Linked DNA regions of Homo sapiens: regions 1 and 3 are each linked to region 2. The links are chromatin contacts, found by Hi-C or POLR2A ChIA-PET in ENCODE. All regions are on one chromosome and are shown on one strand. The core of a region is the stretch at or near the end of the contact, and the rest is flanking DNA. Distances in the headings are between cores, read along the strand shown.

Region 1 (3,976 bases), core at 340-2,839, 57 kb before region 2:
TTTGGCTTCTGTATTCCCAGTCCCTACATTCTGAATAAACAACCTTTTGTTGTAAATGGATAACTTGTAAGCCATAGGCACTCAGGGAGAGCAAAGAAGCTAGCTAAGGTGTGGGGAGGGGGAGGAAGAATCTGTGCTCCAAGACTGGGCCTGCCTACTGTGTTGTTATGTGTCTGGGCTACATGTGTCTCCATGTCTCCGCGTCCTCACCTGGAAAGAGGGATAATTCTGCATGCCATATTGACAACCACAATGGTGAAGATGAATTAGAAGGAGGCACCTTGAAAAAAAGAAAAAAGGAAACTGTATAAGAAAAAAAGCCCCACACAGTTTTAAATATGCTCAACTTGATAATTCTTCATAAAATTAGAATCACAGTGACTTCCAGTATGCAGCTGAGTTCACGTGAAGTCTGCAGTCACTTGTTAGAGAAATGCTTTTACGGAATTGCTTCACCAAGCAGAGAACTGGCTCTGCTGTCTCACAGATGTGGGAAGTGACCAGCTTTGATCAGAGTAGCCTTGATCCAGTCACTTTCCTCTCTGAGTTGTGGTTCCCACATTAGTTGAGGGGAAGCTGCCGAGGTGGATGTGTGTTGCAGGATGAAGATAAGATGTTCCCCAAACACACAGAACATGGGTCTTTTCTACTCATTCCAGGATTATTGAGGAAGATCCACCTAAGATGCAAGTGTTAAATACAGTGATGGGGCAGGATGGGCCAAGGGTGATAAACATGCTCATTCTGAGAATTGGTAGTTATGCATAGGACTGCATAAGGCTGGCATAGCCCTGGCGATGTAGGTTCTACTGAGACCTATCCCCAGATGGGGGCCATAACCACATGGGCAGTTGTACAGCCATGCAACCACACCAGTAAGTGGATAGAACCAAGAGCTCCAAAGTTACACAGACAGTTTCCAGTCCTGCTTCTGCCTCCCCTGCTCAGTGCCTCTGTTTACCCATGGGCACACCAAGCTCTAAATAGGATTAAGCATGGCAACTACTCAACACAGTATCTGGTAGAAACCCCTCAGAAACGATAGTATTATTAACAATATTATTACTAACCCTAAGTACCTGGGGCTGCATATATCTCAGCTCTCTTTTCCTCCTGGGCAATTTCCATTTTCTAAACCGAGGTCCTGCTTTTTCAGCAAGGAAACTGTGCTAAATGCTCCCGCATCAGCGTGTGTGTGTGTGTCTCTCTCTAGGGGCTGGGGGCTCAAGTGTTGAAGTTGGTTCAGCGTGTGTGTGTGTTTGTGCACGTGTATGGGTGTGTGTAAGGGCTGGGGGCTCAAGCATTGGCGGTAGCTCAGCGTGTGTGCGTGTGTGCGTGTGTTCAAGGGCTGGGGGCTCAATTGTGAGAGGTGGCCCAGGGGCCGGTTAGAGACTGGGAAGGACGACAGAGGCAAGACACGCAGCGAGTGCTCTCGCGAGAGTTCACCGAGTTGATAAAATTATTAAAACACAAAATACACATTTGCGTGAGGGGGAAAAAATACCCGCTTGTCCGTCCTGTCCCTTCAGGCTGCGCAACGCTGGAGGGCGATGGGAGCTCCACACAGGTGGGACGAGCCTAGCAGGTAAACCTTCCACCGGCCCGAGCTCCGCGACGCCGCGCCCCCAGCCCCGCCCCGCCTTAAAAAAAAAAAAAAAAAAGAAGAAGAGAAAGAGCCGCCGGGAGAAGCGCGGACGCCGCCGCTTCCCGGGCTCCAGCCGCGGCCCAGAAGAGGAGGAGCCCAGACGCCCTTCGCGCGCCATTGGTCCATCCGCCTAGCAACAGCCGCGGCCGGACCAATGGGAGCCGCGAAGCGGCCGGCCCCGCTCCAGAAACTTGGCTGCGGAGAAGTTCGCTGTCCCAGCCAGGAAAACAAACCAAGAGACCCTTCACACCCCAGCCCTAAGTTTTCTTTCTTACCCTGCCTACCCTCCCCCTTTCCCTTTGCAACTTGTCACCATTCCCAGCTCATGCATGCTTTAGTCGCCAAATTCTGACGCGGACGGAGGGCCTTTTCAGAAGGTCATCTCTTCCCACCCAAAGGAGAAGTCTCATTAGAGGCAAAAGAACGGACAGGTTGAAAACGATTTGTCAGGTTTCCGAATCTCTCTTGGTCTTCAATTACAATAGCCTCACTTTTAATATATAGTGTGTTTTTGTTTGAACTGATCTGCAAGATCTGTGCCCAAAATGAAGGGCAATTTGGAACATTTATTATGTACCGGGCTTTGACCTCGAATTTTGTTTGCTTTCTATGCCTTATTGCATTTAATCCTCTAATTAATTGTAATTCGGAGAGTGGGTTGCCCTGTCTCCATTTAATAGATGGGAAATTGAAGTTCAAAATGGTGAGTGGAAGTGTCAGAGAAATTCTGTTAGTACATGGTTACACAGGATTCAAACCCAAGCCAGTCTGATTCCCAAGACACTCTGGTTTCATGATGCCAGGAACCTCTGCAAGCACTTTTCAGAAATGGCCATAAAGAAATTCTCTGACCTACCTTGTGGGTTGTAGGTCCTGCCCCATACTGGAGAGGAAGACGTGCTACATAGAGAAGCTAAGAAAAATTTGAACAGACAGGCCGTGCTGGGTTTTCTGCCTCAGTCTCTTGCTATTAGATCAGACTCTTCTTTGTCTAACCCTATTTCTACCTGGCTATCCATGCTTCATCAAACTTAAGCCCGGGTAAAAACAGATACCCGGGGTATCTATTTTTATCTGGGACTTGCGGTCTTCATTTTGAGGGCTCCCATGTCACATAAAACTATGATTGAATAGCTTTGTTATGGCTTTTCTCCTGTTAATTTCTTGTCAATTCATTCAGCAGACTTAGATTAGAGCCTTCAGAGGGAAAGTTTGAACTTTCCTAAAGAAATGGTGTATATTGCAAAAATCGAATCCAGACTCTCTCTATGTGTTATCCTCAAACCCCAGCTTGCTTTGTGGGTGTGTGACCAGCCCAAATGCACAGATTCTGTACTTAGAAGGTCTTACACTTGGTTTACTGCTCTGCTGTTGCTGTTTTGAAGTTATTAATACGATTTGAAGAAGAGGTCCCGTGTTTTCATTTTGCACTGGGTCTGCAAATTATGTAGCCGCCCCTATGAATACAGCTTATTTAAATGTCCCAGAGGAATCTCACGTTTTGAGAATGTCGAACCTCAAGGGAAGGAGGAAGGTTGTAAGCTTGCCACCCCAACCCACATCACACACACACTTAGACTTCTGCACACACCCTACAGATAGTTTTATGACACTATAACTGTAATTTGAATCTCCAGTCTATTAAATGGGAGTGTATATATTTATGGCTGTGTTTATGTGTGTGTGTGCATGCACACGTGCCTGTGAGAACTCAGAGAGGGAATAGAGGTTTGGGGCATTTACAACACACAGATACAGTCCTGATTATTGACTCTATCCTTTCACTTTGGAGACATTACAGGGGATTTGGACAGGCCCTGCTTTTATGAAATACACTCTTAGGAGGTTTTCGAGTGCCTGTAAACACTGGACTGTGAGTGAGGTTGGTGTGATGCCGGCTATCCCTGGAGGGAACAAACCTTGAATACACTTCCACTGGGCCTGGCAGAAAAGCCACATGTTCTTCCATCTGTGTTACCCTGAAATCTGAATCTTCTTTTCTAGTAAAGATTGGCCTAGTTTTTATTCTCTGGATTATGTTGATCTAATTCTCTTAGTTAAGAGATGAAATGATCAGTAAATCACCAATGGCGTGAAAGTCTGAAATAAATGAGAAGAAAGCCTGAGTGTTTCCCTGACACTTAGTTTACCAACAAAGATAATCACACTCTGTGGCAGTTGTAAGGGACTCTGACATGGCTTTGAAACCATCTCCAAATTTTGGAGCACTTTATTTGGTGTTGAGGGAAACTGAGGCCCTGAGAAATAGGCTAAGTTACTACAGGTTACACAGCTAGGTGGTAGTGATATGTAGGTTAGAATCCACTTTGC
Region 2 (4,015 bases), core at 914-3,413:
CATTCATCTAGTCATCTATCTATCCATCCATTCATCCATCCACCCACCCATCTATCCTTCCACTCATCCATCCACTCACTCATTTATCCATCCATCCACCCATCCATCCATCCATGCATGCATTCATCCATCTACTCATCTATTGACCCATCCATTCATCCATACATCTACCCATCTATCTATCCATTCATTCATCCTCTCATCCATCCATCAATGCATCCATTCATCCATCCATTTACCCATCTGTGCATCCATTCATCCATCTGCTCATCCATCCGTCTATCCTCCCATTCATCCAACCATCCATCAATCCATCCATTCATCCATCCATCTACCCATCTGTCCATCCATTCATCCATCTGCTCATCCATTCATCTATCCACCCACCCATTCATCCATCAATCCATTCATCCATCCATCTATCCACTCATCTATCCAGTTATCCATCTATCCATTCATCCCCTCCCTTGTCATTAATTTACCCACTAACCCACCCACCCATCCATCCAAACTTCAATCCATGCGCTTATGTATTTATACCTTCACCAAGTATTTATTCAATTCTCTAGGAACAGAATTGTGCTGGATGCTAAGGTAACATGGTGAACAGGACACCACCCCCTCGTTCAAATGTTTTATAGTACAATAACAGAGACAATTAAACGGGAAAAGATAATACAGTGAACTCTTAGCTGGGATGAGGGTAAGAATTAAGTATCAAGGGAACACAAAGAAATGAGGCAAATATTGGAGAAAGCTTTCTAGAACTGAAGTCTAAGCTGAGATATGAACAGTGAAAAGGGTATGAGGCCAAAATCTGACAGGAAATGCAAAGGCCAAGGGTGACGGAGATGGAGATGTTTTGAAGGAGGTGGCTGGTTTCAGGGTGGCTGGGTAGGAGGTCGGGATGGGGTGGAATCATGAGATTGGACTGGAGAGGTAAGCAGGGGTCAGTGTATATCTATTAAAACTTTTGTTTTATTTTGTTCGGATGCTGTTGCTTTGTTATTATTTTTGTTTGCATTTCTTTATTTTATTTATTTATTTTTGCAGAGGAGGTATATGAGCAAATAGAAATATAATTTGATAAATTCTGTACTTGGGCAGAAGCTATTTGATAAATATACAAAAAAGTATTTTCAGGAGCCATGTAGATGATGGAATAAGAGAAATAAAAGTGATTGAGTGTCTACTGTATGCGAGATACTTAACCTGAATTGGCTCCTCTTAATTTCACACCTTCTCTGAGATTGAAATGTATTCCTAAGAATTCAGGTGGAAAGTCAGGGCCTGGCCAGCTGAGGCTGTTGGAAAAGGCCACACAGCTTGCAAAGTGCAGATCCTGGGTGAGGACCCAGATCTGTCTGATGGTGCCGCCTTTCCGTGACTGCATGCTACCACTCCGCTTCTCTCCAAACTGGTCATTTCCAATTGGGTGGACTCGTGATTTCCAGGACTGACTTGAGGACACCCAAAATTATACAATTATTCCAGGGGAGAAGTAAAGATGCCAAATTCCTCTCAAAGCAACTCAGTCTTAAGTAGTTTGAATTGGTAAAAAGGTCTTACATATAAAGTATCTAGAATATATGATGTTTACAGTTCATCAAGCACTATGCTAAATGCTTCTGCTTCCTTATTAGGGAGGTGACATCATGGTCCCATTTTACAGAGGGAGACAACCGAGACTTACATGAAGTAATATAGCCATGGGAGCTCACTAAGTGGTGGAGTCAGGATTTGAGCCCAGGTAGTCTAAGGAAGAGGCCCTCCTCTTAACCACATGACCTCACAACATATACCTACAATGTTGCACCCTACAAGCCTCTGTTCCAACCAAAAGGAACTCTTGGGAGAGAAGTGGAGGCTGTAAAATTGAGCAATACCCGTAGGACCTCAGAAGAGATTAGGAACCAGTGAAGTCCTCAGTGCATACCCCACGTATCCTGGAAAACAGCTGGAGACAAGAACCTCAGAACCACAGCAGAGCCAGGGGCTTACCTTCCCTTAGCTGCAGCTCCCTTGCTTGCCTTTCCTGAGGATGGAGCTTTCTTTCTGCTAAAACAATTTTCCTTTAATCTTTTCTGCAGAAGAAAACCCAGAACAAGCTTTATGGGGTTCACTTTAGTTTTGCTGTGAATTTTCTGTGAGCCTGAGGAGCTCCGGTGTTTTGCCAACTGACAGATCTGCCTGTCCTCTTTTCCTTCTCCCCTTTCTTTTTTTTCTCTTTTCTCCCCCTGCGTACAATTTATGTAGAACATCTGGTTTTAAAAGTGTCGCAATTTTAAAACATATTATAATGCTCATGGGATCAGAGTATCAACAGCTGTCTATTGCGGTAAACCGCATGTCTGGAAACTGAGTTCTTGAATAAACATAAAGCATCTATAACACATGATGCTGAGCAACATGCATTTGTAAACTGAGTATTTAGACCAGATGAGGTGCAAAGGATGGCATTCTTGGTCAGGCTGTCAAAGTGGTAAGGGCATCTTCATTTTCTTAGCCCTGAATTTATCCGAAGATCCCGGAGCCTGTGAGCTAAGTCAGGCACCTGGGGGCCCTCTTTAAAATCTTTTTGACTTCTTGCCCCCCTGTTTCTGCCAGGGTCTGCTGCTTTTGACCTTACTTTCCTACCATTTAGTTATCACTAGCCTACAGTTTGTGGAAGTTCTTTTCCACCCCTGTAATCGAGATTTCCAGGAGAGTAAATGATACTTGACTTTAGTTAGAGCCACTCCTTTCTCTCTGGCTCCTGAAGTCTTCAAGAAAGAATTCTGTATCTACACATATCCATGCGTATTTGTAAGTGGATTTCCAATATTTATTGAGTGTTTATCTGTACCGGACACTGTTCTCAACCCTTTTCCTGCATTTAATGACATTATTCTTCAAATAGCTCATGGTATAAGTACTATTATTATTCTCAGCTTACAAATGGGCAAACTGGAGTCCAGAGGACACACAGTGTTTTTAGACCACATAGTTTGTACCATGGTAGTGGACTAATATACATTATAATTTAGGCTAGGAAACATTTCCCGAAGGAATGATTAGGGTTCTACTTGGGTCATTAAGAGAAGCATGGCACTACGTTTTTGATAAACCCAATCAAAAGATACGCTTCTATAAGGACAACTTACTTACAGGCTCAATGGTGCAGGTTTTTGGAAGAGCTCACAACAAAGTTATGTACTTTTTTCATTGAGTTATTTCGATGGTGCTAAAAGCTCCACATCCATGTCATTTGGGAGTAGGGTTGGTCCATGAATAGCTGAGAAGAAACACAGTATAAGTTATCTAGATATAAATATGGATACTTAACTTCTCTCGCTGCCCTCTTTAATGGCCTATCAATAAAATGGGGCAAAAGACAGAGGGTAAAATATTATTTCTTTTTTGTCTTTAAAATGAATTTCATAGATATCTACTGCAGTTAATCTAAAAAAATGTGTGTGGGTGGGGCTATGATTCAAAATGCTTTATGTTCTGCACTTGGTTAAGCTTTATTTAGAGTATATATTTTGTATTCCATCTCTTCATAGTGCAAATGGCTCCTGAAGAAGGAAAAGAGATGTGAACAGTTATTAAATACACCTTCTTAGTCCTATTTATCATTAATTCCAAAGGTCATGGGTAGAGCCCCCCACTGCAACTGGATCAGTGTCTGTAACAGTTTCTGGGCTACCCTTCAGCATTTGATTTCCTTAACCTAAAGTTTTGTGTTATGGCCTCAATAAATACATAGATCTGATTTGTACAATGTTTTCCCCTATGGGGTACAAGGGAACTTGCGAATAAATGGCTCAGAATACTCAAACTGGACTTACACAGCTTTACTTATGGAAACATAGCATCTATTTTGAGCTTATATTTTCACCTTGATGTTAATTCTGCAGCGGAAAGGCTCTCACCTACCTCTCCAGTGTAAAGTCAAAATCTACATTTAAATGGAGACATCGCACGCAGTACAGTCCAGGAAAGCTAGTAAACATAAACCCTGCTGCGATTTAAC
Region 3 (4,302 bases), core at 720-3,219, 58 kb after region 2:
ACCTTGCCTAGGGAGTGCATTTTGGGGTCTGTGTCCAAGAGAGGAGGAAGATATGTCATCTCTGTTGTTCCCATTTAATCCTCAGTTTTAGACAAGTACCTAGTGTCTAGGATGTGATCAATAAACGTCTGTTGAATAAATAAGTGATTAAATAAATAAAACTAATTTTTATTGAGGACATCTTGCGTTGTGCTTGAATGCAGTGTTCCATAGTTAAACAGACAGTTTTTTAAAAAACAAACAAAAAAGTCCGAGGCTCAGTGATCTAAGCTAGTGCAGGCTATGAATGAAATAATTTTAAAGTAGGAAAGAAAACAGATGAATAAAAATAATAACAATAGTGAAATAAAAACATTTAATATGAAATCCACAAAGTAAAAAGAAACAGATGGAATTAATTTTAGCAATATTTTTTACTTACACCATTATATCCAAAATATTATTATTTCAACATGTAAACAATATTAAATAATTCTTAGTGAGCTCTTTTACCGTATTTTTTGTTTTGGATGAAGTCTTCAAAATCTGGTATGTTTGTGATACTAAAGCTATCTCCATTCCATCTAGCTGCCTTTCCATTGCCATGTGTGGCTGTTGGTCCCCTCTAGGATAGCACAGCTCTACATAAACCTTTTTATTTTAGATATCAGGACCCAGAGCCAAAGACGGTCAGGACTGGCCCATGGCCATGCCCCATGGAGATTGTTCTAAGCAGAGACCACGGCCCTGAGTTTTTATGCCTTGAGTTGAATAGTTTTCACGTATCTAGGGACTGTGTAGCATCAGGAGCACCAGTGCAGGCTCCTTGACTGTCCTGCCTGGGTTGCAATCTCGCGATTCTCTCTTACAGCGGTGCAGCCTTGGACAAGTTATTTACAACATGTTGGACTTAGTTTTCTCATAGTGAACCGAATCAAGTTATCCTGTGAAGGAAAATAAAACGAGATAACCAATATGCTGTGGGATAAATTGTGTCACCTGAAAAGATTCGGTGAAGTCCTAATCCCTAGTATCTCAGAGTTAAAGACCTTATTTGAAAATAGGGTTTGATGCAGATATAATTTGTCAAGATGAGGTCAAACTGAGACTGGGTGGACCCTTCATCCAATATGAATGATGCCCTTATTGCAAGAGGAGAAGAGAATCAGAGACAGACACACAGTGAGAACACCATGTAATGATGGAGATAGCGATTGGAGCGAAGCCACTGCAAGGTACAGGACACTCAAGATTGCCGGCTACCATCAGGAGCTAGGAGGAGACAAAGAAGGATGCTATGGACTCTCGGAGGGTGCATGGCCCTGCTGACACGTTGATTTCAGACTTGTATTCTCCAGAACTGTAGAGAATACATTTTTTTCTGGGTGGTTGTATGAAGCCTCTCAGTTTGTGGTAATTTTTTTTATAGCAGGCTTAGGAAACTGACACACCCATAAGTAAGATCACCAGATAAAGTAGAAAATTCCACCATAAATATGAATTGCAGACTAAAAAAACCCTCAAAATTGTTTAGCTTATATAAATATGCCCCATGAAGTATTTAGGACATACTACTTATACCTACTTGGTGTCCTTTATTCTTGTTTGCTAAATCTAGCTATCCTACTCCATAAACCACTTTGCATGGTATCAGCCACAGTTTTCAGAAACATTAGCTATTATTAGGATATCACTATAGCTTCACTGGAAGAGGCAATATAGAGATATATGTGTGTTGTGCATGAATAAATATATACCTTCTACAGACAGTCTACTTTTTTAGGTATTCACAAAGGAGTGTGCTAATATTCATTTTAGCACTGACTGAAATCAGAGCAAAATCAAAATTTGACAAATAAAAATGAAATGGAATTGCTGCATGATGAAGGCCCATAGAAAACCTCTCTGGTTTCACAAGGCTCAGAACATTCCAGTTTCACCACAACAGGACTGCTACACATGCGTGCCTGAATGCAGGGTGGGAGTGCAGGTCCGGGCAGGCCCGCTACCTGGAAATTCACTCTGTCCCAGCAGTCTGTTCCCTGCATAACTGCTAGTGTGTGCTGTTCCGAAAACTGCCAGTGGGCTCCTCCTGCTGAAGACACAGAGTGACTGTGACCAACTCTGAGTCAAGCAGATGTTGTCGACATCTAGGAGATGCGCCCATCATTCTTTAAGTGGCTTGAGGGGGGCCTGTTTCATTTTCAGCCCCGTCCTTCTCCATCACTTCCTGCCCCGAGCAGTGGGCTTCCTGCCATTCATCCATGAGATCCCTGTTCTTCCCAAAAGACTGTGCTGAGGCCTTCGGCTAATGTAATCTGAGCAGGCAAAGATAAACTGGGCTGAATATTTAATGATCCTGCTTGTTGGGAAGACCAGTTTCATGGCATGCTAAGTTCAGGAAGTTAATGAAAAGGAGACAAAAACCAAGACACGGATGTTTCTGGTGTGTGTGTCTCTGTGTGTGTGTGTGTGTGTGTTTGTGTGTGTGTAGGAGGAGGGTTACACATAACTATTTTATTTTATATATGCATAGTTCTTACTGGGACTTGATAAATCCTATGATTAATTGATACTTAGTTAACCCCACTGAAATTTACTGAGAATGTACTATCCACTCATGATGTAAATGCTGGCGATTCAGTGGTAAACAAGAAAGACAAGCCTCTGCCCTTTGTGGAGTTTACCTACCAATAAGAGGAAATCGATTACAAATAAGCAAACAAATAAACACCGTAAGTAATGTTTGTAATAATTACTGGGGAGGAAATAACTAGGATTCAGAGACTAATGGGAATAGAAGATGTACTTTAGGAAGGTGTCTCTAAAGTGGAGGCTTTAGCAAGAGACCCACATAACCAAGGGAAGCAAATGAAAGTCAAAAGGAGACTTTTCAGAAGGGAATAGGCTTGTATCCAGCAGTTCTCAGGAACCTCATTCTAGAAGCCTCTGGAAGAGCTGGAGTTTTATAAGAGAAGAGTATTAGCTCCAAGGCATCCATTGCATGCAATGAACAAAATTCAGTCTTCTGCATCTAGAATTCTAGAAGATTTCTAATTATTGGATGAATTTCTCTTGTCTGCATTGAGAATGGTTCTAGTTATGTCCCATCCTTAGAAGCATTGGGAAAAATCATCATTCAAATCATGTTCTGTATTCAGTGGTTCAAATAAGGGGCTCCAATTGAGAAAGTGTCTCAACTTCAGAGATTATGACAAGAATCCAGGTGATGAGGGCCTAGTCAATGGTGGAGAGAAGAAAAAAGCCAGAAATAAAAATGCATGTGACTTTAGATACTCCACCTGGTCCTCAGCTTCTTCATCTACAAAAGGATGTCATAACACCCCCCTTGGGAAGGCTTTTAGGTTTAAGAGACAACACACGCCAAATTGCTCAAATCGATGCCTAAGAGCAGTTGGCATGAAATAAATGTGCATTACTCTTCCCTTCTTCTTTTTTCTTCTTTTTGCACATGATTTACTTAACCCAAATCAGAATAAGGTACATCAGTCTAGCAGGCAACTGACTGCAGAAACCTTATATTCTTAGGTTTTCAAAGGGTTTCAATCATCTTTTGATCCAGAAAGTCATTTGAAGACATGAAACACACACACACACACACACACACATACACACACACCACACTAGATCTCTTTATAGACCACAATATTATTTCCAGCAACAATCATGCTGTTCCCTCTATTCTGAAAGTGAAATCCACAGTCTATGTCAATTTATCCATGGGAAGAGATGGGGGTGGAGTAACTGTGGCCAGAAATTTTGGATTTCAGGATCCCGTTCATACCTCTGCCTCCCACCTCTCACACACATCTCTGAGGCTCCATTTATGAACCTAGCATCACCATAGAGTGTTCCAATGGCCAAAAGTTGCTGGAACCACTTGGTAAACTTCTGTTATTTTCCAAATGCACCATAACACAGAGTTATGCACTCTTACATGCACTCAGATGGACATGAGCACTCACACTGGAAAATTCATTTGCAGCTAAATGCTTTATGCTGCCACCACACTGAATTAGAATTATCTGATTCCCTCACTTGCCCATTACTTGACTCTAAGCTTTGGAGGACTGAGCCTTGTTTATTTTGCTCTGCTTTGTACTGCTGTCTGCCAATAGCTATTTGTTGAATAAATAAATAAAACTGAAAGGTAAACAAGCAAACAAACTCAAAACCATACGTGTATGGCCAATATGAACTCACAAACAGATCCCCAACTCATATGCCTTCCAGATCACACTCAGAGGCACATTCACATGCCAGCCATGTGTGTGAGTCATGCATGTGCCCCGGCTCATGTTT

Evidence for each region. Hi-C counts contacts between places; a loop is a spot of excess contacts on that map. ChIA-PET counts read pairs that join two places held with the same protein, here RNA polymerase II (POLR2A). Pooled maps may share reads with other maps.
Region 1: a loop to region 2 is called in a pooled map, with 7 times the contacts of the local background. The contact joins the promoter of MAFTRR here to the promoter of LINC01228 in region 2. A Hi-C loop is called at or near these places in 2 of 168 maps with a recorded cell type or tissue (CD8-positive, alpha-beta T cell and heart right ventricle) and 1 of 50 pooled maps.
Region 3: a loop to region 2 is called in a map of endothelial cell of hepatic sinusoid, with 4 times the contacts of the local background. The contact joins the enhancer-like site here to the promoter of LINC01228 in region 2. A Hi-C loop is called at or near these places in 1 of 168 maps with a recorded cell type or tissue (endothelial cell of hepatic sinusoid). POLR2A ChIA-PET finds 5 or more read pairs at or near these places in 1 of 52 experiments (K562).

Annotation. Positions count from the first base shown.
Region 1 is chr16:79,768,943-79,772,918 of GRCh38, forward strand. MAFTRR (MAF transcriptional regulator RNA) reads right to left here and starts at 1,590. Exons shown (of 6, transcript NR_104663.1): 1 at 1,505-1,590; 2 at 211-280. It overlaps LINC01229 (long intergenic non-protein coding RNA 1229), which reads left to right and starts at 1,529. Exons shown (of 4, transcript NR_104660.1): 1 at 1,529-1,585. RefSeq lists an enhancer at 1,630-1,679 and silencers at 1,677-1,875, 1,800-1,849.
Region 2 is chr16:79,824,987-79,829,001 of GRCh38, forward strand. It overlaps LINC01228 (long intergenic non-protein coding RNA 1228), which reads right to left and starts at 2,164. Exons shown (of 2, transcript NR_170199.1): 1 at 2,002-2,164.
Region 3 is chr16:79,883,507-79,887,808 of GRCh38, forward strand. No RefSeq gene overlaps it. Among named protein-coding and RNA genes, the nearest start is that of LINC01228, 59 kb to the left of the region's middle. Within about 2 kb of position 1,970, at least 2 of the 41 ENCODE cell types and tissues checked have a DNase peak (open chromatin) inside an H3K27ac peak, as active enhancers do.